2 separate regions of the Homo sapiens genome follow, and region 1 is linked to region 2. Evidence: chromatin contacts called from ENCODE Hi-C or POLR2A ChIA-PET data. All regions are on one chromosome and are shown on one strand. Each heading gives the region's core, a stretch centred on a gene start or an enhancer-like site at or near the end of the contact. The rest is flanking DNA. Distances are from core to core; before and after follow the strand shown. Region 1 overlaps MTHFD1L (methylenetetrahydrofolate dehydrogenase (NADP+ dependent) 1 like). Region 2 overlaps MTHFD1L (methylenetetrahydrofolate dehydrogenase (NADP+ dependent) 1 like).

Region 1 (2,837 bases), core at 278-2,777, 64 kb after region 2:
TATATTAGCACAGTTCATTTGTAAAGCTGATTTGCAAATGAGGAAATTGGGATGTTATGTTAAAAAAACTTGCCCAAGGTTATATCTTGTGTTGCTTCGTGCATAGATATTTTTAAGTAAAAAGGGGTTATAGTGTATTTAAGAGCTTTAACTGCTTTTTATTTATCATAAGACTGTAGTGAAGACATCTTTTTATGTCGATAAAGGTAGACCTGTATCTTCATTTTTAATGACCACATCATATCTCATAGAGGTACCATAGTAGATTCAGCCATTTCCCTGTTAATGAACATGTAGAGTGTTTGCAGTTTCAGGCTATCACAAGTAAGCTGTAGTAAGTATACACATATATTTGTGTGTATACTTGATACTATCCTTAGGATATTATTCCAGATGTGTGATTGCAGAGTCCAAGAGGATACAAATTTCCAATGTTGACATATGTTTTGACATTAACTTCCAGGAAATTCATACCAATTCACATCCTTGCCAATATCCCATATTGGCCTTTGTTTAAATGTGTGCTAAATCCCTCATTTGCCCTATCGTGATTATTACACATTGCATACCTGTATCAGAATAGTTCATGCAATCCACAAATATATACACCTACTATATACCTAAAAAAATGAAAAGGTAAATACTAAATCAATAAATGTGTGATAAGCTGATGAACAATAACGTTTTCATTGGCATCTTTATATGATTTTGAAATATTTTATTTGCAAAACAGAAATGAGCAGCCTTCCGCTATGCACGTCATTTAGTCATTAAAGTGAATGACAGTGATACTTTAATTGACCCAGTGTGTTTCATTTTTTTTATGCTCAAGATGTGAAATTTTGTAATTGTAACAATTACAAATGAAGAGCTTGAATATCGATTATATATTATTCTTATTTACACAGCTAATATTTCAAGAATGTTTCTAGTCTCATGTTTTGTACAGAAAATCTCCATATTTTTTAGTCATTTTCTCATATGCACTGTTTATAATAGAATGGTAGTATAGAGAACCCTAAATTTCATACAATGAAAGACCACTTATGTTTGGAATGAGTTATATTGAGAATGTAATAATTGAATATAGTTGTATTTGACTTTCAGGTAATATTTTTTCACTAAATCAGTGACTAATGCAATCTCAACCAGGAAGTAGCCAGAAAGCTCCTTATTTCCTTCCTTTCCTTACTTGTCAGTGATGGAAATGGATAATAAAATGTCTCATAAGGTGATCCCACCAGGGCACAGCCATTCTCTCTCTGCGTAAGCTTGAACTTGTCTGGCTCACACTCCCCTTGGGAAGAAGAGAATTAAGCTGGGGCGTAATGAAGTGGTTCTGTCCAGAGAAACATTCCTAGTGGCTGAATTATGAGGAGGAGGAAGTACACATTCCTGTGTCCCTTTTATTCCATGTTGGACTTCGTACAACGTGGAGCCACAGCCAAGAGATGGGAATAGGAAGTCCTAGAACTTTTTGCAAAAAGTCTGTGCTCTCTAGCTTTCACTACTGAAAGCTTCAAGATCTGATGTGGCCATATCCTCCTGGGCAGCTGAAAATTGAGTCTGTGCCACCAGTTGACTGGGTTGCCCTCCCTGCTGTGTTGAGATCCAGCTCTGGGAAAGTAGCCTCACATGCAGGAAGCCAGCATCTTTCACTGCCCCTTATCTCTGTGCCAGACAGACAATGCAGCCTTCTTGACAGACCTATTACTAACAAGGGAGGTGGCCCGTAGGCTAGTCATTAATTCATCTGATGCATATTGTATGCCTACTGGGTCTCATGCTCCGTGCTGGGGATTCAGAAGTGAACCTGCCTAATATAGTCCCTGCCGTCATGGCACTTACGGTCCAGTGGTAGACTGATAATGACCACACTAGACTGATAATGACATTAGTAATCAATTAAGTCTGAGACATGCTACAACAGCAAACCATGTGGTAGTGCTGTGAGCGGGTGTAACAGGGGTCCTAACTCAGCCCACCCTTTGCTGAGCAGAGCATGGCAAAGAGCACATTCCGCCTGGGAGGCCACCCTAGGGAGCACCAGGCACAAACCCTGCATGGTCCAGACACGCAGAAAACTGATGGGATTGCATGCATGGCCTTTTGAGGGTAGACTCTCTGGGCCTGTGGTTGCTTCATGGCTGAAGTCCAGCTCCTTGTGGGAATGGCCATCCCACTGGCACTGTCGCTGACCACTACCTGTGTTTGGGCTGGTTCAGGCGCAGTTTGACATCGCAGTGGCCAGCGAGATCATGGCGGTGCTGGCCCTGACGGACAGCCTCGCAGACATGAAGGCACGGCTGGGAAGGATGGTGGTGGCCAGTGACAAAAGCGGGCAGCCTGTGACAGCAGATGATTTGGTGAGTGTTTCCAACTCGGAAGCTTCAGGGAGTGGACGGTCCTCGTTCTTCGTTACCAGAAAAAGAAAGGTTTTCTTCCTTTTATCAGTGAGTGTAATGAGGATACAGAAAAAGTTTCCACACACACATTTCTTCCCCGACAAGCATGTTTGCCTAACTGCTTCCTAATGTTCTCATAGTCATATATGACGTGCTTATGCCTGGCTGCAACAAAAACATGTGAAATTTATTTCAGGAGCTTTCCACCATCCTTGCCAATCCTGATCTCTGCTTCTGCCTGGGCTGGGGAGGAGTCACCCCCCTGCAGTCACTTGGTGACTTTTAAAAAATGTACCTTCTATGCCTGCCTGAAATTGAGGGCAAATCACCTTTCCAAGGAACAGAAGGAAGTGGCTCTGCTTCCATGAACAGGAAGATAAAGTTAAAATTGGCACATTTCTGGCACCAGCCTGGCTTATTATTTAATTTGGG
Region 2 (3,158 bases), core at 209-2,708:
GAGCATAGGCTTTGGGGACACACAGCTCTGGGCTCAAGCCTTAGCTGTTGCTGCTCTGAGCCTGTTCCCTCGCGTAGAAAGGCAATCATAATACTCCCTACTTTATGGGGCAGTTGTGGGAATGGAATTAAATGCTAATGTGGGCCGGGTGCAGTGGTTCACGCCTGTAATCCCAGCACTTTGGGAGGCTGAGGAGGGCAGATTGCTTGAGCCCAGGAGTTTGAGACCAGCCTGGCAACATGGCGAAACTCCATCTCTAAAAAAGTACAAAAATTAGCCAGGCGTGGTGGCTGTAGTCCCAGGTACTTTGGAGGCTGAGGTGGGATGATCACCTGAATCTGGGGAGGTCGAGGTTGCAGTGAGCTGAGATTGCACCACCGCACTGCAACCTGGAGTGCAGGCTGGAGGAAGAGAAATATATGGGTCAATTAGGCAAATCACTCAGATCGTAAGTAGATATACTAGTAAAATAGCGTGACTTAGGGTCCTTCACTGGAAGCCTGGTATTAATGCTTCCATTGTGTGGGTGGGGGAAGGAGAGAGTGTCTCCAGCTCTCTGTCTGTGAGGTCTCCCAGCCGAATATTGGCCAAGGGAGTGAAACCAGAAGCAAGACTACCATGAGACAACGTTCCAGAGAAAGGAGGGACTAACCAGAGCAGGTGCCCAGCTTTGGCCAGTCAGGCTCATCTTCCAGTCCTCAGTAGATTATTATCAACTTTAAGTGATGTCACAGACTCCCTTCCTCCAAAGCTGTGGACCTCTTCCTTCCCATGCCTCTTGTTACTTGGAAGTCACTCTACTTCCAAACATGTCGGCTGGAGATCCCTGATGGGCCAGTTACTACTTTCAGGCTCTGTAGGTTTAAAGAATGGTTATATCCAGTTAGTTACAAATAGAAATCGATCCTTTCTCTGTCCGTCTGTCTAAACGGAAGGATATTCTGTGGACGCTGATTAGGTATAAAATCTCCACGGAGCCTGAGCATGAAGAATTGACCTTCTTAGGGTTCCACAGAAACCAGAATAGACTTCTGTGTTTGGTAGCTTTGTAACTTACGCCCGTTGAGGTGTACGGTTGAAAATTGAGAATAAATTTCCTGTTCTGTTTCTGAGCATCTTTTCCAGGCTTGGAGATGCGTTGAGCATTTCCACGGAGACCCTAGAGGTGGGGAGGGGAAGAACGCCTGGGCATTTGTCCAAATTAGCCATATGCTGTGGAGTGTCACATGTCAGGAAGCCAAGGCACTGGAGCTAGTGTTTTTGGGCAGGGCTAGGGAACCCCCCGCCTTTCCTCCACCCAAACGCAGGCCCCCACACCCAGCGTCCTGGGCCCTGCAGGGGAATGACACTGTTGGTTTCACTCTCAGGAATGAGCCTAGATTTGGAGGTAACCTCTTCCTGACCCCGATGATTTCACTCTGATGCCAAAACCAGTCTGAAGTGGGTGTGGTTTTGCATTTGGTGTTTACAAGGTGGAGTGGTGCCCTCTGCACGGAAGGGAGAGGTGGGCAGGTACGGCAGGGCCCTGCTCCCTCGGGAGTCTCCTCTGAACCTGTGGTTAGGGCACAGCTGGACAATGCTGAAATGGTCTCCAGCTGGGAGATGAGGTAAACCTCAGCTGCATGCCGAAGAAATAACCTAGAAATCAGAGAACCGTTTTATTTTGTTTTTCTCAGAGGATCTCATTTCTCCCTCTCCTCCTGAGCACAGAGACCCTCAAAACTGGTATTCACAGAAGGAAAAAATATAGGTCTTTCACCTTTGAAGGATCAAAGTGTCTAGGGTTTTTTGTGGTTTTTTTTTTTTTTTTTTGAACAAAGCTGAACTATTACAAAGTCCTTTTCAGTTTAAATTTAGTGCATGGCATGGCTCATGAAAGACTTTTAAAAGTGAATTGGAAAATTCTAAATGTACTTGTATTATACATGTGAAAGGATGACTTCTTAAAAAAAGAATAATGTCTGTCCCAAACGGGAGAAGGAAGGAACTCTAGCTTTTAAACTGCACTACATTAGTGAGTTACATGACAATTCTCCTTTTAACAGGATGGAATGCACTTAAAGCAGTAATGTGCTATGGTGACAGTAATGACAGACAATGTTAATTGACAGAATGGCTACTCTGAACCAGGCACTGTCTTGTACTCCTGTTATCTCAGTGGTCTTCACACTTATTCTGTTAGGCAGGACTGTCATCCTCCCCACATTACAGATGAGGAAACTGACTGAGGCTTAGAGAGGAGACTTTGCAAAGATCATGTGATTAAAAAATGGTAGAGGTGGCAAAACAGCCTGTGTTTTTAACACTGTCCCATGTCAGCTCTTATTCCAGATCATCACATAAAGTCTAATCTCTAATCTTGAAAACCGAAAAGCACCTGCCACCTCAGATAAGAGAGACCAAGACCCTAGACATTCGACTTGTGTTGAATTCACTCTTATTTTGTTTTGATGTTTGTAATCCCAGAGCCATACTTGTTAATGAGCTGAAGTAGAGTGAATGCTGTCCCCTCCCTGAGGCCTGGGGCTCATCATCAGCTCTCCAGGCTCCCCTTTCAGAGGGGATGGTGAGCACCTTCGGAGAGGGCAGGGATGGACACACAAGACAGCCTCAGTTATGTGAGTTCATCCCCTCCCCTGCCTGCTGTGGGTGAGATGGAGAAAAAAGCACTGGACCCTCCTGGGCATCACAGCCTTGTACTTAGCGAGTGGCTGAGGTCATCAGTAGCCCAGGTCATCAGTAGTGTGGAATTAAGTGCACTGAATAGTGTTGGCCCCTGAGCTTTGTTTGACAGATTTAGGGGGTCAGCTCACCACTTTCCCCTCTTGCTTCTGTCTGATCATTGCTCTGTTTGTTAATACCAAGGAAGAAAGTGAATAGAACTTTTTAGAGAGCCAAAAAAACTTTATTAGACTTTATGCCATTCATTATACTTAGCAGTGTTGAGGGAAGGATTTGTGAGACGATATATTCAAACTAATGGGCATGAGACCAAGAAGGGGCTGTGTGGCGGGCGCGGTGGCTCACACCTGTAACCCCAGCACTTTGGGAGGCCGAGGCAGGTGGATCATGAGGTCAGGAATCGAGACCATCCTGGCTAACACGGTGAAACCCTGTCTCTACTAAAAAAAAAAATACAAAAACAAAATTAGCAGGGT

The links. Hi-C counts contacts between places; a loop is a spot of excess contacts on that map. ChIA-PET counts read pairs that join two places held with the same protein, here RNA polymerase II (POLR2A). Pooled maps may share reads with other maps.
Region 1: a loop to region 2 is called in a map of endothelial cell of hepatic sinusoid, with 5 times the contacts of the local background. The contact joins two enhancer-like sites. A Hi-C loop is called at or near these places in 2 of 168 maps with a recorded cell type or tissue (endothelial cell of hepatic sinusoid and posterior vena cava), 1 of 37 single-sample maps with no recorded cell type and 1 of 50 pooled maps. POLR2A ChIA-PET finds 5 or more read pairs at or near these places in 3 of 52 experiments (AG04450, HCT116 and activated T-cell).

The regions. Positions count from the first base shown.
Region 1 is chr6:150,958,050-150,960,886 of GRCh38, forward strand. It overlaps MTHFD1L (methylenetetrahydrofolate dehydrogenase (NADP+ dependent) 1 like), which reads left to right. Exons shown (of 28, transcript NM_015440.5): 18 at 2,226-2,366. Among named protein-coding and RNA genes, the nearest start is that of MTHFD1L, 94 kb to the left of the region's middle. Within about 2 kb of position 1,528, at least 2 of the 41 ENCODE cell types and tissues checked have a DNase peak (open chromatin) inside an H3K27ac peak, as active enhancers do.
Region 2 is chr6:150,893,820-150,896,977 of GRCh38, forward strand. The region is part of intron 7 of MTHFD1L (methylenetetrahydrofolate dehydrogenase (NADP+ dependent) 1 like); the gene reads left to right. Among named protein-coding and RNA genes, the nearest start is that of MTHFD1L, 30 kb to the left of the region's middle. Within about 2 kb of position 1,459, at least 4 of the 41 ENCODE cell types and tissues checked have a DNase peak (open chromatin) inside an H3K27ac peak, as active enhancers do.